Regions from separate parts of the Mus musculus genome. Here regions 1, 2, 4, 5, 6 and 7 are each linked to region 3. The links are chromatin loops, found by intact Hi-C in ENCODE. Cell type or tissue: heart. All regions are shown on one strand. Region 1 has its middle 120 kb from the start of Mpdz. Region 2 holds the start of Mpdz (multiple PDZ domain crumbs cell polarity complex component). Region 3 has its middle 160 kb from the start of Gm25803. Region 4 overlaps Gm11266 (predicted gene 11266). Region 5 overlaps Gm11266 (predicted gene 11266). Region 6 has its middle 5.3 kb from the start of n-THgtg10. Region 7 holds the start of Lurap1l (leucine rich adaptor protein 1-like).

Region 1 (4,000 bases), 390 kb before region 3:
AGAATTCGAGCCAGAAAACAGCTAGTACTGGACGGTATTTACAATTTAAATTTAATTTTACATTATTATTCAAATGAGCATTTATATATAAGTCTCTATTAAAATTAATGCTTCACATGGAACAAAATTTTCACCTAAAATTATACTTGCAATAGTACTGGGCCTTTTTGCCCAGCTATCTAGATCATTTAAGAACCACAAAGCATTTCTATTTGTTTTTCGATTCTACCTGAACGACAGAGTCACGCTTTTCCTATGAGAATGAAAAGTAAAACTAATCTCGATTGGAAGGCCGGAAATCAACACAAGCACAGACCAACCCTGACACACTAAAGAGTGTAAACGATCGGAGAGAACCCGATGCTGCCTGATGATATCATAGTTCTTTTCTACCTTTCCACTAAAACGCCAACGATCTCTTTCCCTTTGCCTTCCAACAAGTTCCATGTGTTTTGTGAACAGTGACATGCCTTTGGCTTGATGTTTTGTTTGCAAAATGCAATGTGTTTTACTGTCCCCAGAAAGTAGCACTTCTTTGTATACTCAGAAACACGATCAACTGCATGCCCTGTTTTGTGCAACCCAGGGAAGGAGCCTTCCACCCTGGGCAACAGCGGTATGTGTGTGAGGGGTGCCTCAGAAGCCGTTGCTACAATACCACAAACAGAAGGCTGCCTCCTTCACTGTCCCCGAGAGTCATTTTCTATTTTAGGATTGGTAAAGTGGTAAGTCTTTAATGTCACTGATTTAAACGCTGCGCACTTTACGTTCATCTTCACTTTACAGAGAAAACTCTAGATGGATCAGAAGCCAGCATTCATTTTGCTCACCTGGGCTGCTTGGCTGTGTATTTATTCTTGGAGGCCCTTTGAAAATAAAGTCTCCATCCTCTCTTCATTGGTTCCCCACAGATCCACGGTTTCCTACTTACAGCTAGTGCACACACATCATAGAGGTATCAGCCAAATAAATACAAAACTTGAGTGGGGTTCTTAGAGATTGTTATTTTGTAGTCTATTTTAATGAAAGTCTATGAACCAAAAGTAGAAATATCCTTCAAATACTGGGACTGTGGTAATCTTTATAGCCTGTGGCCAAGGAACTCAAACTGGAATAGAAGGAATAGAATAACTTTTTAAAAATTAAGGATAAAAATAGTGTCAAATGTACCTAGAATCTTAACTGCAAAACATATTTACTCCTGGATTAACTATAATAAATTTTACCTTAAACCTAGCAAATAGAATGTTTCTTTTGAAAAACTTAAAAAGTAGGGCTCTAAGGCTAATGTCTCTTTTGCCTTCTTTTCTCCCCCTTTTTCTTGAAAACCACAGGAAGCTGCCTTCTTCCCCGACTTGCAATCAGTCTCCAAAATGTTGAATCATTGCCTGGATGCATGAACTCAACTGTGTGCAGCTTTAATGTATAGCAGCCAACATTTCTATACATAAGTACTCTCAAAGGGGCTCAGAGGAGAACTAGAGACCTTTGGTTCTGTGGGTTTAATGGGAATGGAAAATCTCCACGTTTACACATCTATTCTCACATATTAATATCATTACATTTAAACGGAGGTTTGATTTCAAACATTGAATTAATTAAGAAGGGAACATCTACGGTATTAGAAAGCCAAATCAAATGCCAACAGCGCCCTCTACTGACTTCTAAAAGAAAACTTTTTTTTTTTTTTTGTCTAGCAACAGAAAGAAAATTTCTGTTTATTTACTTAGCGAAGCACCCAGACACCAAATTAAATGTCTTAGAAAATACCAAATCCCTTGGTAAACCTGAAGGAAAAATGCGAAGAATTTTATAAATAGAAATCAGCAGTCATGTGGATGCTCCACTACCAATAAAAATTTCCTGTTCCACTAACAAATTGTGAACCATTTCCTAGCCTGGGAGCCTTTATTACAGTCAGGGCAAAAGCTAAAAAACAATTAGGGTTGGGTTAACATTCGCATTTACTACCACCAGGCACAAATATGAAACTTGGATTCCGAAAACTGAGAAGTCTTAATGGAAGTTTCAGATTCTTACATTATACTTCCATGCTTCTTGCTGTGTTAAAAAAAAAAAAAAAAATCCAAGCTCTTTCTTTATGGTTATTTCTTTTAGGAACCATAGATCATTTCTAATTCTCACACAACTTTGAGGCAAAGATACACTGGGTTCTTTTACTAAGTGCTAACATTTGCTGCAATGGGTATTTTAATTAAGGCAATCAAAGAACTGAAAAATAAAATAAAAAATATGTTCCTGCCAAAGCCCTTGCTCCAGACTTCGTGGAGACTGCCACGGTCTACACCTGCAATGAATCTCATTGGTCTCACTCCGTGAGTGCTGCCGCTGCCTTAAATCCCCCCACGCACTGCAGCGTTGGCCACATTTTTATGCAGCCTGGCTCCCTGCTCTGAAGCAGAACTCCTGAACAGCACATTCTGATGTTCTCCAGTCTCACTCACTTCACCAAGTGAGACCTGACAAGCTTTACACGAGAGGCGGGTGTGAGAGAGTCAGGAATGTTGGTGTGAAGGCACCAGAAGGCAAAGCAAGCGTTTCCTACTGACAGAGGAAGGAGCAGAGTGGCCTGAGCTTGCTGCGTGGATGCTCTGGCTCCACTGCACAGGCTTTCCCCGACGACCCTCCCTCACCTCCACCAGTCTGTGGTGGGAGGGTTGCCATAAATTTCTAGTAAATTGTAGGCTGCTAAATTAGAAGCGTTCTTCAACTCTCACCTCCTCCCATCAACTCCTCGCCTTTATAACTGTATTCTCTCACTCTGGCACGCGCACACGTGTGTGCATATACATACATACATACATACATACATACATACATACACACACAGACAGAGAGAGAGAGAGAGAGAGAGAGAGAGAGAGAGAGAGAGAGAGAGAGAGAGATGCTACCTTTATCATCCAGAAAGAAACATTTCTGTTAAATCGCCACCCTTCGTATTAAACTTTCTGTTGTAATTTAGGAAACCACAGTGGTTTCCTAAAGCATTCCTAACTGTGTCAAAGCTTCAGAGAATCTTTTTTCCTACGGCAGGTTCTTCCCCCACCCCATTCAAGGGTCTTCTCTGCTGTTTCTAAACTGTGTGACCTAAGGTAGGACACTCAAACTTGTTAATCTCGGATTACTTCTTTCATGGAAAGAGGATGGTAACAGCATTCTACTTAATCTATGGGGTTTACTGAGATTCTCATGAGATAAAGTTTACAATATACTCTAATAGGATGTCTGGTACATAAGAAACAACCCTTACTATTTCTGCATACATAATGAACAAGAAAAACGTCTCAGGTGAATGAACCAATGTACTACTGAACCTGTGTGTGGCGTGACACTGTCCTTCCGTGGGTTTCTAAAGGCAACTGCCTCTGGACAAAATGTGCAGGGAGGGCAGCAGCTCAAATCTCAGATTCAGAAGTGGGTAAATTTCCTTCTAGCCTTGTCTGGGAGACATCTCTGCCTGCTCATGGCTTTGAATCAGTTAAACTCTTTTAGCTTTGTGGCGCTACCCTACAAAGGGAGGGCATTGTCTAGTTCACACTGCTAAGTTAAGACTATGTGGCCACAGGTCTTGGTGAATGAACCCCTTCCGCAGGAGCTTCTCTTTCCCTTTCTCCCTCTCTCCCTCCCTCCCTCCCTCTCTCTGTCTCTCTGTCTCTGTCTCTGTCTCTGTCTTTCTGTCTCTGTCTCTCTCTCTCTGTCTCTCTGTCTCTCTCTGTCTCTCTCTCTCTGTCTCTCTCTCTGTCTCTCTCTCTCTCTCTCTCTCTCTCTCTCTCTCTCTCTCTCTCTCTCTCTCTCTCTCTCTCTCTCTGCTTTCTCCTGCCAGATAGACCCCTTAGAAGCCTGTCTTTCAGTCTTGCCTTCAAGGTCATCTCCCTTCATTTTGCCTTTTCTCAGGCAGCGCTTCCTTGTGGAAACCATCTCTGATGTTGCTCAGCAGGCCATACCCATTTTACATGTTCTTCCACATAAAGAGAGGCCC
Region 2 (4,000 bases), 260 kb before region 3:
GTTCATGACCAAAGGAAGTCAGGACTGGAACTCAAGCAGGTCAGGAAGCAGGAGCTGATGCAGAGGGCATGGAGGCATGATACTTACTGGCTTGCTTCCCCTGGATTGCTCAGCTTGCTTTCGTATAGAACCCAGGATTACCAGCCCAGGGATGACACCACCCACAATGGGTCCTCCCCACTTGATTACTAATTGAGAAAATAAATGCCTTACAGCTGGATCTCATGGAGTCATTTCCTCAAGGGAGGCTCCTTTCACTGTGATAACTTCAGCTTGTGTCAAGTTGACACACAAAACCAGCCAGTACAAACTATGAGATGAGAAATACACCCCATGAGTTTAGGCAGTAGAAGGCCCTTACCAAGACAACTGTCAGAGCAGTGACAGGCCCAGAAGTAAGGGTCTCTTGCGCAGCTGTGATCAAGAACACACTGGGTAGAGACAGAACTGTGGATAGATCCTCTCCATCCCTACCCCTAACCCTAGCCCCTTCTCTTTACCTTTGTGTTTGGTTTTAAGATGGGACGCCTGATAGAACAGATTCCCACAAATGCACTGTGGGAGGAAGAGAAGATGGGATGAAATGTCCCTCAGACGAACTACATCTTCATTTTCAAAAATCCTAGAACTGACTCATATCCACACATTCTGAAGACATCCAGTCAGAGTTCACATTTTCCTGCATGTCAAATCTATGCTGATTCATATTTGCGGAACCAAGGGAATTGAAGGTTTGGGCCCTGTGTTGTCTCCACCCAAGACACTGAATCCACTTTAATCAACTCACATTAGCAAGCAAAAATTTTCATTGAACGGTAACACTTTCATTCTTGTGCATTTCACGTGCTTCCTCCTTTAATATTTAGTAAATGTTAGAGAAACGCAAATCGCTTTTTATTAGACAAAATAAAATTACAACGCAATTCTTGTATTTTAAAGTCTGAGAGTTTTAAATTGTTCACTCTAATATTAGACTTAGAAAAAAGAGCGAGCGAGCTGTATTTTCTTTAATGGGTGTGGGGTTGGGGATAGACTGTGGGACTCCAGAGCTGAGGTCAACAGAAAGACAATTGTAAAAGTCACAAAACAGAAAAGGGGCATTCCCTCCCACCCCAATTCCCAGTAGCAGACAACTCTGAGCACTTTCCCGGAGGAGTTTGCTGCTTTTTTTCTTTTTATTGTCTCACCAGGCTAAGAACGCATCTTGATGTGCTAAGTAACTTCTCAAAAAAGGACTTCCCTTGACCACCTCGTTTCTCAAGAGGCCACGAATGCAGAGGGCAGTCCTCACCAAGAACTAGGAGAACTGCAACTAGAGACTACCAATGCAGGGGCCGGGAGCATAAAACACAAAAACTACATTCCTAGCCCAATTCAAGTTTTTGATAAAATATCAGCAACACTGGAGTGCAAGTATTTCTCGCGTCAATATGTGTGAAACGCTATACTTAAAAAAAGGGCACTTCCTTTGGAAGTCACATTTAGGAGCCTGCCCCACGCCCCGCCGCCTTCGCGCTTGTCCGTCACCCACGCGGGCCCGGGCCCGTGCGCCGGTCGTTCCATCTCGGCGGCGGCTGGGCCGCGCCCCTGATTGGCCAGCGCGCCCCGCCGGCGTCACGGCTTCCCGCAGCCCCGCGGCCTCCGGGAGGCTGGTCCGCGCGCAGCAAGGCTGGCCGGCCGCGGGCTCCGGTTCTCCGGCCACGCGTGAGCGTTCGCGCCACACGGCGCTCCGAGGGCCGCGACTACAGCGGAGAGGAGCCGAGCGCTTTGCCCACCCCGGGAATCCCCGCCAGGCCGCCGAGCCCGGTAAGCGGCCCCGCCCGAGCCCTGCCCCCGGGACTCTGGAAGTTTCCCGGGCTGCGCGCTCCCCGCCGTGCTCTCCGCGCGGCCTGCGCGCCTGTTGCTGTGCGCGGGCCCGGGGAGTGCGGGAGGGCCCGGGCCTGGTGGGGGTGGGGGAGCGTGCGGGAGGCGCTTTGTGTCTGAGCCCTGCTTCGTGGGGCGCGATGGTGCTCTCTGGGCTGCTATTTATTCTCCAGGGACTCGGGGACTGGGCAGTTCCTTCCCGGGTCATTGGCGGCGGGGAGGAGGAGGAGGAGGGGGCGGTGGCAGCCGGGGCGGGCGCGAGGGGGCTGCTCTGCGGGGGGAGGACGCCGAGGATACGCAGGCCTGCGGGCGAAGGTTGGGGTTTCCTTCTAGCATCAGATAAGAGGACCGCGACTTCACCAGCCAGAGGGAAAACTCCTCTCAGTATTGTTTTAGTGTCCTGAGGGGATGAATCTGAGAACTGAGCCCAGGCCACCTCATCCTGTGCTGTAGGACAGCTGTGCAGTTGACATCACCTTTGTGTGTCCATAGACCCTCGTTTAGGATGCCCTTCATAAATTAATGATCTGGGAACAGGGTGTGTGGGGGGGATTGGTCCTAGGGGTTTGGGAGGTTTTTGCATGTAGAACTTGTTAAGAGATGATGAAGATTTTACAACGATCAAATTATCCAATGTAGTTTATTACGGATTTAGAGGCTGATAGAATCCAGAATAGCAATTACATTTAAAACTTTAATAAAACTAAACTTTGAACGCTTTTAATTTCAAGTTCTAATATAAAGTTTTGGAAAAGTGCACCTGGGCTATTATGGATAGAGGAAGGCTCTGTAATTTGTCTTATCTTCCTCACCCCATTTAAAAAAAATAAGCAAAAATTGATGGGACTTTTTTTCAGCATATTGATAATAGTGCATATGTGTGCTGTGTCTTTCATGCATTCCTTTCTTCCTTGGATTCTTCTAGTTTCTTCTGGTTTTCTTTCTTCCTTTACCACGTTCTAATTTTACCACAGAACCCTGATGGTGGTTTGGTGAGGGAGTTAAGTTTGTTTTTAGGGTGCTCCAAATTCTGTCACCCAGAAAATGATCTACTGAATTCCTACGGGCGTCTTTGCATTTCAGATGCTTTTTAAATAGGGAACACCTTGAGGGAGTAAAGGCTATCTATACAACATACTTTGCTGCAGGTTGGAAGGTACTAGAGAGATAATTTCAGAAATGCAAATTTGCATTGATTCAGTGCTGGTTAGCACTTTCAACATTTAACTAAAGTACGCAAAATGGTTTACAAATGAAATCCTGGATATGTGTTCTGGAGGTAAGACTGAGGGGGGGGTGGTCTAGAACCTTCTGAGCAACAGTGAGTTGCTGCAAAGGTAACTGACCTGAGTTAGAGAAAGACCATTCTGCAGATTACATCCTAAGTCTATCCTCATAGATTTGACTGAGTTGAGTTGCAGGTTGGCTCCACTTTTTACATTTATAATATGGCTAACATCCTCTGAATTTCATCAGATACTTTAAGGCAGAGTTAACATACTGGACTGGATATGACTCCAAGTACTGTAAATGCCCCATCTCCCAGAGAAAGTTCTACACTAAAGAATGAAGAAACAGATGAGTTCTTAGTTAATCCAAGATTCCTAGATTGTCCAAGGGATGTTTGTGGCTTCAGTGGGTTTGTAAAAATAGACATTTGGCCTTAGGTATAACTAGGTTGTAACTATCCTTGGGTATAGTTGCATTGTTTCAAGCATCAGTTTGCTGATAAGAAAGGTATTTTTCTCTTTTAAGTTTAAGCTTTGCTTACTAAGCAGTATTTACACAAATTTGAGAAACTAGTATGGCAAAATTGTTATATTGTAATTAGTTATATAATTTTAAGGGGGGCTCCCTGGGAGAAAAAGTGGGGAGGAGAAATCACTGCTAATTAACCAGGTGCCTTCAATATCTAAGGTAGATAGTAGGTGGTAAATGGGAGCTTTGGAGACTTGTTGCATTAGATTAGGCACTGGAAGGTCTGGGGATGGGTCAGAAGTAGGCATACAAAATAAATACAAAATAGTTTTCTGGAAGCTTGATGTCTTCACTGATCACAGGGGAGGGGAGAATAGAAAGGTCTTGTATGTGGTCTTGAGATTCATTAAAAAAAAAAAAGAAAGAAAGAAAGCAGCCA
Region 3 (4,000 bases):
TTTAATTTCTGCTTATCAAGAGACACCGTGGGGGAACACCAAGTGAAGAAGCCACAGGCTGAAGAAGATAGTTCTCCAACCCACAGTAATAACAGAAAACTCACACCCACATTACAGGAACAGCTTACTATATGTGGGTTTTTGGAAAGCTCAGTTTCTAAATGGACATGTCACAGAGGAAGACCCACAACTCCTTGCGAGCATATGAAAGAATGCTCAACGGCAGTCAACAGCAGAGAGCTGAAAGTTAAAATCCAAACATGTTAACAGTTCACATATATACTATATAGTGGCTAAATTAGAATGGACAAATAGTGGCCAACATCATTCCCCAGTATCATACATACTGGCTGAGGTTGCAAAATCCTGTGTCTAAACATGGGTTTCATCTCTGAGCTACCTCATTTCATACATGAAAATATTACAAGCTGTGAAGACACCAGAAATCTAGACTATTTCTGCTCCCAGACGTTTTGGACTAGGATTTCTCTACTTGCATGTCTTAATTGTGATAGAGCTTGCACTAATGAATGTACACTTGTTGTGATTCAATGGACTGCTTCCTTACAAACATCCATTTTATTTATTAGATATCAATTACTAAAAGCATTGCCATATATAAGTATGACTTCGGATTATTTCACCTTAAGTAGCACAAGACTTAGCTGAATACAAGGAAAGGGGGAGATAAGAAGATGGCCTGGTGGATAAAGAGCTTTCGAGGGGCTGAGCTTATGTTCCTACAGATATGCTGGGTATGATGGAGGTACCATCCCAGAAGATATGTCTCTGAGAGATCAGGGACCAGTGTGTCTGGCCAATCAGTGAGCTCTAGGTTAACTGAAAGACCATGTTTCAAACATTAAGGTGCCCAGTGAAGATGACAGGGTAATCCTTATGCACAAACACACCCTGCACACGCACGCATACACAGACACACACACACACACACACACACACACACACACACACACACACACACACACCCAGATGTATATACCAAACATGTGTAGAGAAAAGAATAGCAGCTTTAATTTATTGAAAGTATTTTTGCTTCTGCAAAGGGACTGTTAGTTTCTGAGCTTAGCTGTCATTCATAGCGAGTAGGTGATTTTCAAGTAATTTATTTCTGCTTTCTTGTTCTCCAGTCGCCTGTGAATGTACATGTCCAGGTGCCTTATGCTAGGTTGGGCTAGTAAACAGTCCCTTTTACTAGGGAACAGGCCCTTGCACATTCTAGCTGTGAACATCGTAAGAACATATCAGGATATTTGCTTTGTAGGTGATTTTATTTAGGCAGCACTGGGTCACTTGCAGGAGCCAATCAAGTGCAGAGTAAAAATACTTGCATCTCAAACTAGGAAACCATGCTTTTTTTAAAAAAGCATTAAAAGTGTGGTGGAGATTTTTTTTTTCTTTTTTCTTTTTAACTAGGAGCAATACAGTGAATTGAGTCTGCTGAAGAACAAAGGAAATTCCAGCTTCAGGTGGGCAGTACCCCAGCTCCCATTTCTGGCTTGACAGCTTCTTGGCAAGAGCCATGGCATCAAGCTTGACTGGATGGGAAGGAAGTCCTGAGGGGAAGCGCAGGGCGGGGGCCGGAAGAACAGCGAGGGAGGCTGGAGCCTCAGCTGCAGCCTGAGCTCCGTTTCTACGGCGCAGCGCCAGCGCCACCATGTGGCCATCTGTGGCGCATCAGCGGGAGAAACCGAATCTCAACACATTTGCAGAGCACAGAACTTGTTCAAAGGCCTGGGAAATCCTTGAGCAAGAGCATCCTCCAGCTCTTTCCCATCTAAGAGTGTCAGAGATTTCCCAACAGCTCAATTAGTAACCCATCTGGAATGTTCGCTGTCTAGGCACTTGGTATTTGTTTCTGCACTTATCAAATAATGCTCAACGTTATGTGCCACACACAAAACGGAGCAGGTAGTCCGCACACATGGAGGACCAGTGGGACATATTAACTGTGAGATGATCAGTATAAGACAAGAACTTCAGTGTGGCAAGGAAAGGCACATCTGAGCCTGTTGGGGAGCATTCAGTGTTTACATAGATGTACGTACGCTTTCCTCCCACCCACGATGAGCACAGGAATTGATACCCTAGTAACGGCGGCCCCAGAGTCTGTTCTCTGTCTGCTACTGCTGCTGGGTTTCACCAACCTTCCTGTTGTTAAGTGTGCCTTCTGTGTGCAGGAAGAGAACCGTCAAGGAAAAAACAGTGTTACAATCCACTGTTACTCATAGCTGAGTTCCTGCACCTTGCCCGTTTTCCTTGCTTCCATTTCCTGTATCCACAGTGCTTGTGTATTCTCCAGTTAACACAGTGTAAACAACTGTTCTAAAAGTGCTTCAAGTTAGTTTGAAAAGTTAAATAAACAAGGCTTCTTCAAGGGCTTAGGGAATGTGCATGATGCCCGGTTGTGCACAGGTCCACTTGTGTTCCCGTAAGCCACAAGGGGTCATCCTTGTGGAGAACCTAGTGGGGTTCGACCATTGTTTCATTTGTGAGGTTAACTCTTCTCGATCAATGTCTCTGCCACTGTGGGGTCATGGCCATAATAATGACAGTCACCCAGAAGTTTAGATTCAAAATAGCAGACAATAGGATGCTGAAAAGATACCTGCTCACACCCAGCTTCCAGACCCGGTAGCAACGACCTCTGGGAGTGAACAGACCACAGCTCCCAAATGCACACAGGAAGTCACTCTCTGTGCCTGTACCCAGCAGGTTCCCGCTGAAGTGGGAGACAACTGCTCTAACAACCCCAAACAAGGATAAGGCAGGTAATTAGATGAGCCATGTAACAAGCTGGAAGACGTGATCTTAATGAACACAGCAGATTTGTTAACAATTACCGGAAACCGAACTGTCGGGCATAATTTATGGTTACGCCCTTAAGGAGCTGAGAGTCTTCACTAATCACTTATGCCTCATCCTGTTAGTGTATTCCCTTCTTGTTTACATGTGTGCTCAGCCTAAAGGTTGATGCCTTGGCTGAGGTCATCCCTCTCTGCCAAGTCTATTGAGAATCTAATCTCTGGTCATCAGGATTCATTAAACGTGACTGGATTTAAAGAGAAAAAAAAAAGGTATCATTTGGACCCCGAAGACCAAGTTCTCAGCTCAAAGGGACAAAGGTCAGGAAATAAAAAACAAAGACAGGAGATAGAGGACAGAGAGAAAGGCAGAGGAACAAGGCAGAGGGGGCAGGGATATCTGCCTAGGTATGGGGCAAAGGACTGCCTCTGGATAGAGAGGAGACAGATGTGGTCCACAGGAAAATGGCAGTTTATAGAGGTAAAGAGGGAAACCCTGTGTTTGGATGAGGTGTTGAATTTTAATTGGATAAGTTAATTAAGGAAGCTGGGGGGGGGACGACTTTTGATTGCTGGGTTTCAGTCCTTTGATAGCTGGACCTTGGCAATCAGCCTCAGGAGGAAGAAGTGGTCAAATAGCAATAGACCTTGGTGGTTAGCTTTAGGAATATAATCTGCTTTTAACAAGGCAAGTGGGATGGGAGAAAAGAGCAAGACCTGCCAGAGCCATGCTCACATACTTGAGTCCCTTCAAAAATCCACTAGAAGATTGGAATTGTCTGTGAGAGTGTTGCCCTGAGAGGACTCACTGAGGGTAAAAACCCACCTTGGAAGTGGCCAGAAGCCACCCTGGACATGGGCAGCAGCACCCATTCCATTGCCTGGGACCCCAAACAGAATAGAAATGAAGAAAGGAGAAAGTTTGTAGCAGCATTGTTTTTCAACTGTTTTGCCTGCTGAGCTGGGTGTTTCTCTGCCCTGACACTCTCCCCTCCTCCCGTCCCCTCCTGTCCTGTCTGTTATTTACTGAAACCCTTGTAAAAGTTCCTATTAGTTTCCTTGAAACTGTAAGCTGAACTGCCATCCCACCCTTAAGTTGTGCCATCAGGCTTATGTCCATAGAGATAAGAGAAGTCACTTGAGCATATATTTTCCATCCAGCTTGTGTCACATTGTGG
Region 4 (4,000 bases), 1.4 Mb before region 3:
ACACACACACACACACACACACACACACACACACACACACACACTAACACCTCTGGCATGTATTTATCTGTCTGTTTCCTAGACCATCTCAGCAGCTCTGTCTTAAGTGTCCCCCTCACTCCCCAGACCCCGTGCCTTGCCCAGGCATCCCTTTTGTGTTGTCTTTGCAGCAGTCTCTGCCAGGAGGACCAAGGTCCATTTGCACTTCAATTTCAGCCTTCCCCTCCTGTTCGGCTCTTTGCTCCTTTTCTGTAAGGCTCTGGCATGCTCCCTCCCCGCCCCAGCAGCCCTTTCTTCGGAGCTTGGCACCGCTTGGGACTCTCATGCATGCCTGCCTTCTCTTTCTCTCACCCCCCCCCCCCTTCTCCTCTGCAGCAGGCCCCCTCCCCTTTGCCCCCAAATCCAGTCCTTTTCTTTTTCTTCCCCCCTCCCCTTCAAACTTTCATAAAATACTGTAAACAACTTTGCCTGGGGATTGCTTTTCTTTGTAGGGTGAATAGAAAGCTTTGGAGAGGGAGACATGGAAAAAGGAAAGAGCGGACAGAGGCAAGTACAGTCGGCAGCAGAGGCCGTGTCGTGGAACCAGCTCCCAGCCAACAGCCTCGGCCCCTTTCAGGCTTTCTTTCAAATAACCCCTTTTGTGCCAGAATGCCTCCTGAGGCATCTGTGTCTGCTCAGGAAGGCCTGGCCCAGGCCTGCATCCCTTCTTCAAACGGCAGTAGGGGTGAGACCAGGCACCCACACCCACAGGAAGGGTTGCTATTGATTTAGTCACAGGCCTGCCACCCTCAACCCCTCATGGGCATGGGAGGTAAGGGGTACCCCGGCAATGGCAGCTTAGGCTTCAGTTCCTTCTTGAGAGTTGTTTAGAACAGAGACTGTAAAAAGAATGCTTTCCCAAGGACTAGAGAAGGAACATAATCGTCTAGAGAATGAAGATGTGGTCTTAAGCAGAGAGAGTATAGATGTGTGGGGCGTGGGGGGTGGGGCACTTGACTGTTGGAAGATGTGTAAGGCAGGGCTTGCACAGTCAGGAAGAACATGGCCAGGAAAGTGCTCGCTCTACCCCATACCACACGTGCACTGTGAGGTCAGGGCACAGAACCAGGGAAACTTGTTTCCCCTGGCCCCAGCCACTCCTTTTCTTCTCTTAATTTTAGTAACAGACAGACAAGGACATAGATGGGACCCTCCTAAAGGGGGAGAAATCGCTGAGTGTTAAAACCAGAAGCAGCAAAACATATTCTTGCTGTTTGGTTGCTTGGCGATGGGGGCAGTATGAAGAAATGCTGATGGTATCAGAAAGTAGGGCTGGATTAGCCTAAGCTCAGTAACAGCGCTCTGACAGAGCCTGCACAAAACCCAGGCACTGAAACGATTGTTTAGAAACATATACACCTGTGTACAGATATACTTATGTAAATGTATGTGTATTTATTTGGTGGCGGGGTTTTTTTTTTTGGGGGGGGGAGTCAGAAGAGAAGGGAGGGGTGTGACTGGCAGCTTCTTGATCAGGCAAGTGTAGGAAGGCTGATGTGCCTCCCCCATGTTGATTTTATAAAGACGAGAGTTTTTTCATACATGAATACACCACACACAAGCCTGGCATATGCTTAGGCCTCATGAGCAAGTCTGATTTTCATGTCCTAAGGGAAACCTCACTGCCGTCTGACTCAGTGACTGAACCCTGTGGGCCATCCAGCAGTCTACTCTGTCTGTGCCCAAGTGCCATCTTGAGGTCATGTGTTCTTCCCTAGAATCATTAGACTGGATTCTCTCCTCTCCGGGGTCTTTCCTTTCTAAAGTTAAGAGGGAGATCCTTATCCAGCCCTCTGCGCATGCTTCCACCATCTCCAGAGATCTGCTCTTGGAAGCATGCTCAACAGAGTCCTTTGGCCAGAAAGCCTAAGGAGAGGAGAGAGAGAGAGAGAGAGAGGATAGTATGTTCTAATGAACTCTTGCGCTGGGCCCAGAACAGTCCCAATTGGGAATACTGTTTTCTTGGTATTTTGACCTTGTGTCAAAATGACTGATTCCTCCCCCTCCCGGGAAGTCACTTCCTAGCCAGCAATGACTCTGGAGCTGTTCTGGGCTCCACACATCAGTGCATCTGGAAGCACTCACGGGCAGAGGCCTTCTGGCTGACTGAGGCAGGGAGTCCTCCTTAGGCCTGGGAGCTCCAGGGGAGCCTCTGACTTCCAGGCTGGAGGAAGAATCACACTGAAAACCTCCCCACCTCCAACTTCCTTTCTCCATGGTCTTATTGTGTGCTCTGCTGACCCTCCATGTCCACACTTCCTGGCTTCCTGTGTGGGTTTCCTGTCTGATCACAACCTCAGCAGCCATGGAGAGGGAGAGGATGACAGAGATGCCGGCAGAGTGGAGGATCCCTCAGCTCCTTTCCCAAAGCTCTCAACCGCATGCTCTTGCTTCTCTGTCCTCAGATTCTCAAAGACTTAGGGTGTAGCTGGGAGAACTTGCTTGTGTTTTTCCCCATTTGGGCATTCTGACATGCGTGTACCACCTTTCTGTAAACTACAAGTACACTTGTCTATTCTTCCTGGAAAGACTTCCACATGCAGACTTCAGCTGCCATGCACCAAGCATCCCCGAGGTGTCAAAAACCTGTGCAATCAATCAAGCATAGGCTTTTTAGTTCCCCAGTTCTGACAGATGGGAGTGCTGGTAGTCACTTAGTCCTTTAGAGCTCTTTGCCTGAGATGGGAAAGACCATAGAGTGTGACATTGGGTGCTAAGAGCCTCTGAAGTCCCCCCAAACCCGCCATTGTATTCTTTTGGGCTCCTATTTAAGAAGAAATCTGAGATTCTGTTTTCTTATTTTCTTGTTGACTTATGTTCTTTATCTACTACATGGTTTCATGCTGTACGGTGGCAGAAAGGCATTTGTTAATTCAATGAGTTCAGTGGGTTAAGACCCTCCCCAGGCAATCAGTAAGCTTGCCACTATCTGTAACTCTGGTCCCAGGGAATATGACACCCTCTTCTGGTCTCCAAGAACACTGCTCACACACAGCACACATACATACATGCGGGCAAAATACTAATACATATAAAAGTAATAAATAAATCTTACAAACAAAATAAAAGCACTGTCTGGGCTTCCCTTCAATGTAATTAAATCAGAATTTCTAGGAATGTGGATATGTATGTATATATATATATATATGTATATATATATACATATATATATATGTATATATATGTATATATATTCCTCTAAACTTTTTGAGGGTTGGTTAGATGTACTGATTTATAGGCCGGGAAACAAGTATATTAGAGTTCACAATGCTTTCTCCTTTATGAAGTACGTGATGAGTTCATTCCTACCACAGGACATGGTTCTCTGGAGACAGAAAAATTCAGCTGATAGATTCTGCACTGTTCACGTGTGAGACTTTAGAAGCGAATGCTAACCTGCAAATGTAAGAACACAACCTCTGTGAAGTATGTTGGGTATGGGTCTGTAAACTGAACCTAGAGTTCCAATTCAGGTGCCATACCTAACTTGAGTTGTGACCTTGGACAAATCACTTGACATTTTGGGTCTCAGATTTTTTTTTCCAGTGTAAAAAGAAATATCTGCTGTGAGGACTCTGTAATCTGTCCTGCTGTGCTCCAGCCTTAGCTCAATTTGCTAAATTCTTGGAAACCCAGACGCTTAGCTAGGCAATTACCAAATATTTTTGGAGGCTGGCTCACTTCTTCATGCACGGTACTGACATCTACTCTTCGGCTGCTCTACTGAATCCCTTTCCCAGACCCTAAGTATCAGAGTGATGATTTTTAAATAATTCTGGGCTCCCTTAATTCTCTTTCCCAGTCCCTTGCAAATGAGCAGATGAAGAGAATGGAGGGGTGGTAATGTCTATGAGCAGTGGGTAATGACTAACAGAAGTTTATCCAGTTGGATAAGTGTCTAGTGGATTGCTGCTGGGGTCAGTGTTCGTTCTGGTCTTAATTAACATCTTCATTAATAGTG
Region 5 (4,000 bases), 1.4 Mb before region 3:
TTTATATGGTCTCGCTCTATACACATTTCTGTCAACCTTTCATCTGTTCCAGGCCAGTTACCCTAGATTAAGGCTTACCTCACTGAGACACAATTATGTCTCTAAAGAACCTGTCACGTGGGCCTGATGACATGGCTCAGCAGGTGCTTGTTGCCAAAACTGATCATCAAAACTGATCATCGTCTAAATTTGATCCCTGGAACCCAAAAAGTGGAAGGCCAACTCCTACAAGTTGTCCTCTGGCCTCCATAAGTGCATACACACAACAAATAAACAAGTAATCAATGAACGGAGTTTTTAAAAAAATGAACCTATCTCCAAATACAACCACACTCTGAGGTACAAGGGATTAGAACGGTAAGGTGAATTTTGGAAGCACGCATTTTAGCCCATAACACAGTTGTTTCCTTTAATGGGGGACACAGTACTCCAAGTCACTGCCATTAGCCACCTGGTAAAGCCTTCTCACCCAGAGTCTTCCCTTTGTGAGGCAGGAGTCAGTTACACAAAGCATCTCATCTGCATGCTTTGTGTAACATTCTTTTTCCTGGCTTACCTCTCTCAGAGGGAGACCGGCTCCTCCAGACCCCATCTCATACGGGACAACAACTGCACCCTTTCTCTTCATAGCTACAGAACTAAGGCTGCTGCTCAAGTATTCTTTACGGGGCAATCATGAGATCCCTAGTAGTGATGATAATAATAATAAACTGTGCCCATTGCACAGAGATAACAGTTGAAAGGCAGTGCAGAAGGAAGGGGCCGCCTGGAGGCATAACCGACTGCTCACGTCAGAGACAAGACATACAGGTTTGAGGAGTGGAAAACTCTCAGTGGCGCCATAATTCTTCCCCGGGGCTGATCACCTGACTAGATGAGGAATAGCTGTAATTGTTGATGGCAACTCAGTCTGGTCTTCATACCTATTTGCAGAAAAATGTTAGCCAGATTATAGCTGAAAACCCTGCTAATTCTGGAGAAGTTTTTGGTCTAGTGCCTAGAACAATTAAAGCATGTATTCACACCTACCACATGCGACACTGAGCAGAATTTCCAGCACAACACTTAGTACTTTATTTTTAAAAGAAATAGCAGAGACTGAGTGGTGCTCGCTCACTCTCCAGCTTCCTAGCTGGGTTTTCACTTGAGACTGGAGGGTGAGGGGCTTCTGAGCTGAAAAGAGATATATTTTTTGCGCTTTTAGAAAATCTTTGCTCAGAATCAGGAAACTTTGGATGCTAAAATGTGCCTGCACCTGCAAAGAAATTAACAAATTCCATTTGCAGGGCTCCGAGAAAAGATGGCTCAGTGTACCAGTTATTCAACCCTGGAGCTTAAGGGAGCCCTTGAACATCTTATTCAAAACTCTTTACTTTTAAGAGAAGGAATAAGGGGTTCTGAAATTTTAAATGGTTCCCCTCAAACCAGATCATCACCCACAAGGCAGAATTATTGTTTGCAGACCAACCAAAAGGGTTTGCTTTTAAACAAGCTTTGTCCTGCTAGCCTAAATTTTATGCAAAGAAAACCAAATAAAATACAGTAGCCCGCATGCAGCACACAGCTCTCTCTAGAGCAGTCTCTACTTGGACTGCAGAATTGAGAAAGGAAGGTCAAATTCCACTCCAAGGTGCTTAGCAAACAAAAGAAACTTTTCTGTGGTTGGTTTAGGAAGCTCCTGGCTGCTGGTCTCCACACAGCTCTCTGGAATCCGATATGAATCTAACACCAGAGGGCGCAGTATCCTTTGTCCTGGTGTCCTTCAGAGCCTTGAGACAGGCTCTGAAGCCTTGCTGGTCTTAAGAAACTCGATTTTCCTCTACTTACACATTTCTTGGAACCAGCTGAATCCCCAGGCTTCTTCATCTCATCTCCTTCCTTCCTAGAGGCCACCAGATTCTCCAAACAGTCTTGTGTGCATGCTGCAGGCTTTAGCAGGAAGGACTAGCGGCCTTCCCATGGCTGTGTCTCTGCTAAGCCTAGGAGACCCTACCAGTGGCCTATTGTCACTTCTCATCATGATCCAAAAGAAAGATGCAAAGCAAAAAAAATTTTTAAATCAGGACAAAATGAGCATCACGTGAGAAAAGGCACATATTCATTCTTTCTACTCACAAAAGAAACGTAATAAATGAAAGAATTGTTCCTGGGAAACTGTTACCCTCTTACAGGCATGTGTCCCCAACAGTCTGTGACTAGCTTTTGGTAGTAAATACTTACCAAAGGGACAGGCCTAAGCATCTGGGGGGTGGGGGACACACCTCTGCTACTCTCGGTCACCCACTCAATACAGTGTACCTATATCTCTCTGTGCCCTAACCAACTTCAGCAGGAAGAAATCTACTCCACACATGCTAACGTCTTCCCATATGAGATACCCTGCACTCCTGTTCCCACAGATAAATGAGCATCTCCTGTAACCACCAACCACCAAAAGCACAGCCTTCTGCAAAGTCCCCAAATTTGCTGTATGTGGCAGCTCAACCTTTAACCTCAGCACTCAGGAGGCAGAGACAAGCAGATCTCTGTGAGTCTGAGCCCAGTCTGGTCTGAATAGCCAGTTCTAAGAGAGAGACAGCTCCCCCTAAAACAAAAACAAAAACACAATTTTCCATTGTTCCATCTGCATAGAGGATCCTAAAGACATCTTAGAAAAAAAGCAATTACATTTATAGAAAGAGGATTTAAATTTGCACAGCCCCTTTTCTTATCTCTCATTGAAGTCTCCCAACAACTCTAAGAGATAGTCAAGGAAAGCCATAGCTTAATGGGCATTCCCCAGCCCTGGCTACCACAGGATGGAGGCAGCCTTAGGGTCTTGGTCATGAAGCTTGGAGAGGAACAGTTTATACAATTACAAGGCCTAGGACGTATACAATTATTACAGATAATTAATATGGTCTCAGTGTCTGAAAACATGTAGCAATTTTGGCTCCTGAACAGGACAGAAAGAAAAAAAGAAAGAAAGAAAACAAAAAGCTGCTATCAACTCTCGTCTTGTAACTTTTTTGATCACAATGTTTCACTCACAAATTTCACATACATCTTATTAGTTCACAGAGAGCAATGGGAAGGGCTGAGCCTGGAGACAGGCAGCCATGTTGTGTTTACTTGAGAGCATTTCTCTTCGACTCATAGAAAGATGATAGCATTTGTCAGGTATATACTCGGCCACTGAGATGAAAACTATAGGTGGTATTTTGGGAGGAAGAGTGAAGCTGAAGGCTTTCACTTTCAGTTTATGTTTTTATATTACTTGAAGAAATTTGATTTATGCCTGTCTTCCTATTATATCTTTTACATTTTGCTGGGGCTAATGAGACTCGTCAGAGCTGCTAGGAAGATGACTTATGTAACATGTCTAGATGGCACGTGCTCTGGCACACAGTTGATACCCACTAAACAGTAGCTCATTGTCAGCTTCTGTACCTCCTTCAAATTGAGCAAATGAACTCCAAACTCAAGATGTTCTGAGGCTGCTCCAGGCCCTGCTCTCAGCTCCTCCCACATCCTTGGGTCAAATCTGCCCCCTACCCCTCCCCCCCACCCCCACCCCCCCCCGTGCCTCAGTTTCTTCAAAATGACAATACAGAGTTGGGTTTAGAAAACTGTGCGGAAGCCAAGATGATCTGTTCCTCACCCAAAATTTCCTGAGATGCTGTCTACAATTTAGCCACACTTTGCAGGAGGATTGCCTCTCAAGCTTGGGCTTAGCAGATAGAATGCTTCCTAGGAGAAACTGCCCTGCAGGCTGTGCCGAGAGGGGCCAATCAGAGACAAAGGAGCAGTCTCCAGGACAAGTACAGAATGTTAGGGAGCTGATGACTTCTGAGCCTTGGACCTTAAACAAGTCATCATCTTTGAGGGGAGGTGGGAAAGGCCTTCGGATGTTTCATGGGTGCAGCTATCCACACAAACCATCTCCAGAGATGAAGAATGCCCTCAGTGGAACAGAAGGGGCATAACTGAAGGTTGGGTCATCCAGGGAAAAGTGACAGCT
Region 6 (4,000 bases), 1.4 Mb before region 3:
TCACCTCTCTAAAAGGTCACCTACAGGTCATTTCAGGGAAAATGAATTTTTAACATTGATGAAATGCTTGAGACTTGAATCCAGGACCATGCAACAGCAGCATCGAAGGCTATAGTTTTAATTAATTAATCACATTCTTTTACTGTAGTTTTAATTAATGAATGAATGGTATTCTTTACTATATTCAAGAGGCTCAACTACAGTGGCAAGAGATTATTTTGTTTGATTTCAGTGAATCTGACTTAAAAAAAATGTTTTATTAGTTCTTCAATCATACTTTACTACCCTCAATTCTTCTGAGATCTGCCCTGTTTCTCCATTCACCCAACTATGTGCCTTTTGGCTTTTATTTTTTTAACATCAAGTTATTCTTGGATGTGTGATCTTCTGCTGGAGCAGTGTGGTTGTCTTACCAGGGGTTATATTCTTGGAGAAACCTGAGTGCCAATAGCTTCTTGGCTAGGGGTGGGATTTCAGGCCCACGTGGACTGGCAGAGGTCTTGTGTGTGACGTCACAACCTTGGTGAGTCCAATGTGCAGCTGCCCCAATGTTTCCCTGTAGCGTCCGTGCCTCTGGCTCTTACACTCTTTCCGGCCTCTCTTCCTCAATGACCCCTGAGCCTTAGGAAAGGGGACTATGGTATATATATTAACTTGAGGGCTGAATATTCTGCAGTGTCTTATTTTCTGTGCCTTTGGCCAGTAGTTGTGGCCAAATATATATTAATCTGCTCTGTAACCTAAAACGTCATGTCCCTCATATTTGGTCTGCCTGTGTGGTCTATTAGAGGTTGTTCAAACAACATAATACAGCTACCTACATAACTGTAGTTGAGTGACTGATTAAAGATCCAGAGCTACACACACTTCATTACTACCAGCTGTAACCAAATGTTCTTTCTCTCTCGCTTTCTGCAGTACAACGGAGCAGAGCTAGCCCATTGGGTCCCATGGTCAACGTGTCTTATTGAAGAGACTTTATAGTCATAGACAATTTTTGTTTCTTTTTCAGTCAGTTTTCAGAAACAAAAATCTACATTTACTTTTCTAACCAAGTCACACATTGAACAACCCCAAGTAAACTATATATATATATATATATATATATATATATATATTCTTGTTTTACAATCATTCTCCAGTTATGAAGACTATATTTTAAACTTATTTTTCCACGATTAAAGCTCACCAATTCATAGGAAATGATTTGCTAAAACAGGATCTGACAAGCTAGAGCTCACTTTTAAGAAGCAGTGCTGAGGCAAAAAGCTTGTTGCACAGGTGCCCTGAGGATGCCCTGAGGCCCGGTGCTGAGCTGCAGCAAGAGAGGCAGTTGGCTTTGCAAAGAGCTAGCAAATACCCAACTGTTGGGCTTCAGTCTCAAGGATAAGGGCAGGGAGACATAAAGCGTGGGCCATTTCTCCCTTAGCACCTCAGCCACAAGAACCACAGTCTAAAAAATCCTAACAGAACCCCTACCCTACCTCTGCTAACTGGTACTGGTAACTCAGTGGCTGACAGTCAGTGGGAGACTTGGGCAGGTTGGTCTTCAGGAAGGGAAATTCTAACAAAAGCAGACTCTGAAAGAAACTGTAAAGAGACCTGGGGTTAGCCCCACCTCTGTCACTTCCACGGCTTGGCTTCCAGCGTGACCTCTTTCTGGTTTTGCTCATCAGCAAACTGGGGACAGTTTTAGAGTTAGACATGGTGCTGTGTAGTTGGCAAGGGTGTTCTCTCTTGCCTTCCTCCCCCTCCCAGGGAACTCTTTGTTCTGTGTGGTTTGTGTCGACTTCCCAGACCTCAAAAGCTGACAACCCCTCAACAAAAGGCCTACCCTGGACTCGGCCACTTTGATTGGCGGCAGTTCTACGACACTCTTGTCTCTGTCATTTAACTGCATGACAAGAGCGGTTTTTTTGTTTGTCTGTTTGTTTGTTTTGTTTTTTTCCCCAAATTCTGAGAACACTAGCTGGCCTGGGAGGCCCCTTTCTTATTAACCAAAATAAAAACAAATTGCCACTAGATGGCACTGCTTGTTGTTGGTCAGAGACAAGGAACTCCTTTCTGTTCTGGGCAGGGAGGGGCCAATTTCACACATTACATCAAGATCTGAGAATCAAACAGACCCCACCTAGGAGCTGGGGAAATTACCTCCACAGGTTGTCTTTATCCAGAGGTGATTTTAAAGGAATATATTGTGTTTGGATGTCAATGTTCAAAGGCTCCAAGGCAGAAAATTCCATTTCAAAAGAAAGTGTGATTAATGAAGCCACATAAATCCTGCCGAGCCGGAGCCATGGCAGGGATCACACCACACAAATCAGACAGCTGGGAGCCTCTCTCACTTTCTCCTGTTCCCATTTCTACGTCGTCACTGCATCCCTTGCTTCCTCTTTTCTTCTTTGTCATTTTGTGAACACACGGATCACCAAATCCAAAACAGGAGGGATTTTGACCGGAACTCATGGCTGCAGCTGCCTTCAAGCTGGGGCCTGGTCATTTGTGCTTTCTGCTTTTCCCAAGAATTCCAAAGGCCGACAGAGGCAGTAACAACCACAGCCTCACTAACTGCCTGCCAAACCTGAGGCAAGTCTGGATCTTTACATAGCCCACTCTTACACAGAGACAAGACTGAACTGAAGGATACTGTAGCTCTATACTAGAAGGGTTTTAGATGAGGTCTTGGGGTATTTTAGTGTACCTCACTAGGAACTTTACCCCCAAATTTCCTTGAGACAATGATGTTTCTGCCTCTTCAGAATCCTGTGCTTTTATAGCTGCTACCTGTGGCCCATGCTCTCTCAGATTTTTCCATCCAGGTACACAGCCTTCTCTCTCTCTCTCTCTCTCTCTCTCTCTCTCTCTCTCACACACACACACACACACACACACACACACACATAGTTCACACATTTCTGCCTTACTTGCTGTACTTAGAGTCCCCTCAGTGCACTAGAGTCATAGTCTCCTCTAGTCTTTGGCATCTGCTTCCAAGAATGAATCCAGTTCCCAGAGTGACCGTGACAGAAGGTTACCATGCTATCTAGAGTAAGGGCCATGGTCAGTCTAGTTGTCAAACATTCGAGCCCTAGGGCAGATGCTCTATTTAAACAACAAGTTACTTGATGGGTGCCCATCATAGACAAATACCTTGGTCTCGTCTCACCTCTCTTTGTCTACATACATGATATGACTGGCAAATATACCCTACGGAAGGGATGTGTAGACAACCTGAGCAAGTAAAGCAACCGTACAGAGGGCAGAGTGAATGCAAACACTCACTATGCTCACTACGATCCTCGGTACTACAACTTGGTTTTTAAGTTTTTAAATTCTTGTGTGTGTCACTGGTGTGTCTGCCTGGGTACTTGCACCGTGGTGTGGCTATGGAAGTCAGAGCACTTTGTGGAGTCAGTCCTCTCTTTCCACCTTTATGTGGGTTCCGGAGGTCAAACCACATTGTTAGGCTTGCTCAGCAAGTACCTATAGTTGTTGGCCTTCTCAATGGCTTATAATTATTATAATTATCACCATTACAATATGCTAGGCACAATGGCAGCTCAAGAGGCTAGAAGACTAAACAAAATGGGTAATATCTTTGCCTTAACGGAAGAGACAAAATTCATCTGACAAATTCAGTAAAAGAGTATAAAAAAAAAACAAGCAAGTCACAAAAATGATAAACATATGAACAACCATTTAACCCCATTTGGAAACCTAGAGCAATCTTCCTTTTATGACCAAGAGCCCAAAAGACTGAAAAGTAGTCTTCACAGAGATAACTGCTGCATACCACATGCTCTGGCTCTTGTGTGAAAGGCAAAAAGGAAAGAGACTTGGTCCCCTCTTGCAGTCTCAGCTTGGCTCTGATGCGGGGCGACCTGAAGGAATCTCGGCATCCGTGTGCAGCGTGGGGAACTTGCATCTTCAGGAGCATCTTCATGTCTGCGGGTGCCTTTGAGTGCCTGTGAAATGGCAGAGGCACATACCGAATAGCAAC
Region 7 (4,000 bases), 270 kb after region 3:
AAGCATGAGGACCAGAGCTAGGGTTCCTAGCCTTCTCACAAACACCAAATGCATTCCTGAAATCCAGTGAACAAGCTGGCTAGCTAGACTAGACAAGTGGACGACGGATGCCTCAATACATAAGATGGAGACGGATGGAGGAAGGCACGTGATGTCAACCTACACGCATGTGCGTGCAGATGTGCATAGCTAAAATGAATATGCCTCCTCTGCCTCCTAAATGAAGCCAGTGTTGGAAAGATTTACTCAATGGAGACTTTTATTAGAACACAGAGTTTACCCCAAAGCATGGATCATGACATGCATTTTTCTTAGTCTACAGACATTGAGACGACACAGATTCATTAGTTTGTTGTGATTGTCCACTTGTCCTTTTAGAAATTAATACCAGAGTGCTGGAGAGATGGCTAGGCAGCTATGAGCACTTGTCGCTCTTTCATAGGACCTGTGTTCACTTCCAGCACCAGTATGGTAGCTCACAACTGTCTATAATTCCAGTTCTGGTGCACACAGCACTGTTTTCTGGCCTTTGAGGACACCAGGTGTGAATGCAGGGTACAAACATTCACTCAGAGAAACCATTCATACATGTAAAATAAAAATAATTAAAAAAAAAACCCTGATACATCATGATCATCATAAATAGCAAGATATATCTGAAAGAATTTTTTATCAACTTGGACATTTTCATTAGGAAAAATAGATGTATGGCAGACAGTCTTACTTGAAAATGACCAATTTTCCTTATCCTATAGAATTCAATACTACAAATAAAAGTCAAATAAGCATAAGAGATTTGAAAGCTCTTAATGGACACATTCATTGATTGAAAAGGTTTGTTGTTGCTGTGGTTGTTGTTTGTTTGTTTACATTCCTGTATTTAGTTTGTGAGGTATACACACATGTGCACGTGACACTACGGTGCTTGTGTGGAGGTCAGAGAGCAACTTGTGCGAGCTGATTCTCCATATGAATCCTGGGTATCAAACTCAGGTCATCCCACTTAGGAGTTAGCATCTTTACATCCTCTGAGGCCCGCGGTTCTCAACCTTTCTGATGCGTCCAACCTCATGTTGTGGTGATCCTAAACTATAAAATTATTTCGTTCCTATTTAATAACTGTAATTTTGTTTCAATGCAATCTATCTGATATGTGATGGGGTCTGGACCCACCTCTTCCTAGACCAGTAGTAACTTTGAACTTGGTAGATGTTTCAGATGCTCAGAGTCTAAGAAATCTCACCTCCTTTATTTTTTTATTGCATATTTCAGACCTCAATACTTACTAAGACATGGTAACTATGTAATAAATATTTGTAGTGATTAACATGTATTTAGGCAGCGAAATATGAATAATAATAAAAATAATTTGCAATGCACAAAGTATATTATACATATATACATATTCAGTTACATGTAGAAATATACATATATTTCAATATGTGGAACCTTTTCAAGTGGTAAGCTACTACGGGAGACATAAAGGCTTCAAGTAGACCAGGTTTAGAGGTCTAGCGAGGGTCTTTAAAGTGATATTCTATAGTCTTTTAATAGGTCATGATCTCTGAAGACTGTCATTTGGCTTGGAATTTATCTCTGAGGTCTCCCTATCACAGAAAATAAAAATGGAAGGAATCTTAGATGTGAACCCCCAGCAGGCTACTTTTGTAGGAAGCCCTTCAACACTCCCCCTCCCCCTGTTGAAATTTTCCTCCTCTCTAAGTTGGTAGAAAATGTAATTGGTTTGTGGCCATTTGCTTCAAAAGGCTTAGAAAGAGATAATTTCTTCCAATCAGCTCATCATTGTAAAGATCACAAACTGAGATCTGTAAAGGCCAAGACTCGCCCAAGAGCTCAAGGCAAATGAATGAATGCTTTAGTGTAAACACATCCGGAATAACGAGTCTTAGACCTACTTGACCCATTGTCCTAATCCGAGGTTCACAGAAATGGTAGAGAAAACAAGTGCTGATTGAGAACTAGAGGAAAGGGTAGGAGGCAGTCATTAGCAAATCCCTGGGCTGGGGTCACCTGCTCTCCAGGATCAAAACAGTGAAACAAGCCATTCACAAGCACATCAAGGGCGAGGAGCCATTGTTTTCAGAACCAGCTGTGGCGAATCTACTGAACAGTGGCCTTGGGACAGCTGCAGCTGCTGCAAGGGGAGGGTGGAGGAGAGCAAACTACAGCAGGCTGCAAGGACCCCGCCGCGCCACCTCCCGGCCAGCTGGGAGGCATTTCTGCGCTAAGTGCATTGGACTAAACCACCCTTTGAACCAAGGCAAAACATAAACGGCTCACAGCAGGCCCAGATCCGCGCAGTAACTGCCGGCCTTTAGCAGGCTAGTGCGGGAGAATCCGCGGCTGGCAGCTGCAGAGTGGTGCGCAGGGAGTAGCTCTATCAGAAAGTAGAGCCGAATGAGCTGCCAGGGCACCCCGTGACCGAGCAAAGTCCTCAGGGTTCAAGCTTAGCTGTAGCCGAGTCCAGAGGCGCGCTCCCGCACACCTCCTCCCAGCTTCTCCCCCCCCCCCCCCCCCCGCTCCTGTGCCACCCTCTCGGGTCCCAGGCCCCGGGTCCCCAAGTCGCCTCTGACGCATCACACTCACCATCTCCTGTCTGAGGATGTGCAGTTTGGTCTCTAACCTCTCCAGGGCGCTGGGGTGGCTACGTCGTGGAGAGCCAGAGGCAGGGGAGGATGACGACGAGGAGGACACGGAGGGCGCAAAGCTGCTGCAGCTACTGCTGCTGCTGCAGCTCCCACCAACCCCGCTGGGGTCCGCAGCCCCTTCCCGAGGCGCCAGCTCCTCCCCGCGCAGCGAGCGCGCTAGGCTCTCGGGCACTTTGCGCCCCAGCTTCAGCTCGATGTCTCTGAGGTCTGGCAGCGGGCTGTCTTCCATGACTCTTTGCGAGGGGCGACACTGACAGTAAAGGCAGAGGGCGCGAGGAGGCGGCGGCGGCGGCCTGGCGGACTCCGGAGCTCAGTACTGGGCTCCTCTGGCCGGGCCTGAGTCCCCGCGGTCGCCCGTGCGCTCCATGCCCCGGGCGCAGTCGGCAGATCTGCACCCGGCTGCAGTTTCAGGCTCTGCCGCTCCACAGCCAGCAAGATTAGCCAGATCGCTTCATTCCTTTCCTAGCTGGCCACTCCACCGCCAAGTTGAGTTAATTGATACTGCAGAGAAGAAGGGCAAAAGCTAGTACGTTATACCGAGAGACCCAAGAGAGAAATGGAACCTGCTCGATGCGGGGAAATTCCCATTTCAAACTGTCCATTCACATCCCAGCGCGGTTCACGGTGCCCATCTGGTATTACACCACACAGAATAACGAGGTGGCCACACTCCCGGGTCGTTTCATTTTCCAGCCATATGTCGCCAAGGATCAGACTATCTTAGACGGTCAGGAAAAAAAAAAAAAAATCTGATCAATGAAAGAAGTGGGTTCGTCCTGTGTGTAGGCGGTGTAGGCGCATTTTAGAAAGAAAAAAGAAAAAGACACGGTTAGCTTAGCTGGGGTTCAAGGGCTTCCTGGTTGCTGCAGCAGTGTCCTTTCCTTTTAGTCGGTCTCATCCAAGTCATTGTGTTCCTCCGAGCCTCGGAAACTTTAAACTCGACTGGCAGGTGGACCAAAGCAGAGCCAACCCCTGTACCGTATGTCACAGACAAGAAGGGCAGCAAAATCTTCCCAACCCTGATGTTAAGAAACTGAAATGCAAATCCTGCCTCAGCTGAGCATACCCATATTAGGTTACTAAGTTAAAAGTTGCCCTGCTGAAGTCCCCTGACAGCTACAACCTGTAGAACACATTTTTAACATTAGAGGCAGAAGAATGGCTAAATTTTATGTCGTTTTCCACCCCCCCCCCCAACTTTCCTAAAAGCCAATTACACATAGCATTAGAATTCTTGCCCAATAACTCCACAAAGAACGGAGAAATTCAATCGATAAATAGTTCAGTGAAGTTGAACAAATTTTTATGTACTATTTGATTCGCAAAATATT

What was found. Hi-C counts contacts between places; a loop is a spot of excess contacts. Peaks named below come from ENCODE experiments on the same cell type or tissue, not always from the same donor. Only the 100,000 strongest peaks of a DNase experiment are listed, where the experiment ranks them.
Region 1: it touches region 3 in a loop (4-fold over the local background); 9 of 42 quality-filtered maps call a loop at or near these places.
Region 2: it touches region 3 in a loop (3-fold over the local background); 3 of 42 quality-filtered maps call a loop at or near these places.
Region 4: a loop joins it to region 3, with 3 times the contacts of the local background. A loop is called at or near these places in 9 of 42 quality-filtered maps.
Region 5: a loop joins it to region 3, with 5 times the contacts of the local background. A loop is called at or near these places in 9 of 42 quality-filtered maps.
Region 6: a loop joins it to region 3, with 12 times the contacts of the local background. A loop is called at or near these places in 11 of 42 quality-filtered maps.
Region 7: a loop joins it to region 3, with 11 times the contacts of the local background. A loop is called at or near these places in 5 of 42 quality-filtered maps.

The regions. Positions count from the first base shown.
Region 1 is chr4:81,562,188-81,566,187 of GRCm38, reverse strand. No RefSeq gene overlaps it. Among named protein-coding and RNA genes, the nearest start is that of Mpdz, 120 kb to the right of the region's middle. In heart, a CTCF peak has its summit at 1,649 (motif pointing left); no DNase peak of the experiment used is centred here; H3K4me3 peaks cover 293 bases; H3K27ac peaks cover 3,159 bases.
Region 2 is chr4:81,440,442-81,444,441 of GRCm38, reverse strand. It overlaps Mpdz (multiple PDZ domain crumbs cell polarity complex component), which reads left to right and starts at 1,627. Exons shown (of 47, transcript NM_010820.3): 1 at 1,627-1,806. In heart, no CTCF peak of the experiment used is centred here; DNase peaks (open chromatin) are centred at 1,611 and 1,791; H3K4me3 peaks cover 1,655 bases; H3K27ac peaks cover 1,576 bases.
Region 3 is chr4:81,176,555-81,180,554 of GRCm38, reverse strand. No RefSeq gene overlaps it. Among named protein-coding and RNA genes, the nearest start is that of Gm25803, 160 kb to the left of the region's middle. In heart, CTCF peaks have their summits at 1,680 (motif pointing left) and 2,456 (motif pointing right); DNase peaks (open chromatin) are centred at 1,584 and 2,714.
Region 4 is chr4:82,529,209-82,533,208 of GRCm38, reverse strand. All of the region lies in intron 1 of Gm11266 (predicted gene 11266), which reads right to left. Among named protein-coding and RNA genes, the nearest start is that of Gm11266, 23 kb to the right of the region's middle. In heart, no CTCF peak of the experiment used is centred here; DNase peaks (open chromatin) are centred at 238, 618 and 2,078; H3K4me3 peaks cover 387 bases; H3K27ac peaks cover 2,759 bases.
Region 5 is chr4:82,540,050-82,544,049 of GRCm38, reverse strand. The region is part of intron 1 of Gm11266 (predicted gene 11266); the gene reads right to left. Among named protein-coding and RNA genes, the nearest start is that of Gm11266, 34 kb to the right of the region's middle. In heart, a CTCF peak has its summit at 1,721 (motif pointing right); a DNase peak (open chromatin) is centred at 1,749; H3K27ac peaks cover 1,190 bases.
Region 6 is chr4:82,612,398-82,616,397 of GRCm38, reverse strand. No RefSeq gene overlaps it. Among named protein-coding and RNA genes, the nearest start is that of n-THgtg10, 5.3 kb to the left of the region's middle. In heart, a CTCF peak has its summit at 2,019 (motif pointing right); no DNase peak of the experiment used is centred here; H3K27ac peaks cover 1,084 bases.
Region 7 is chr4:80,910,253-80,914,252 of GRCm38, reverse strand. Lurap1l (leucine rich adaptor protein 1-like) reads right to left here and starts at 3,567. Exons shown (of 2, transcript NM_026821.5): 1 at 2,608-3,567. The coding sequence starts at 2,898. In heart, a CTCF peak has its summit at 2,224 (motif pointing left); DNase peaks (open chromatin) are centred at 2,222 and 3,582; H3K4me3 peaks cover 2,189 bases; H3K27ac peaks cover 1,041 bases.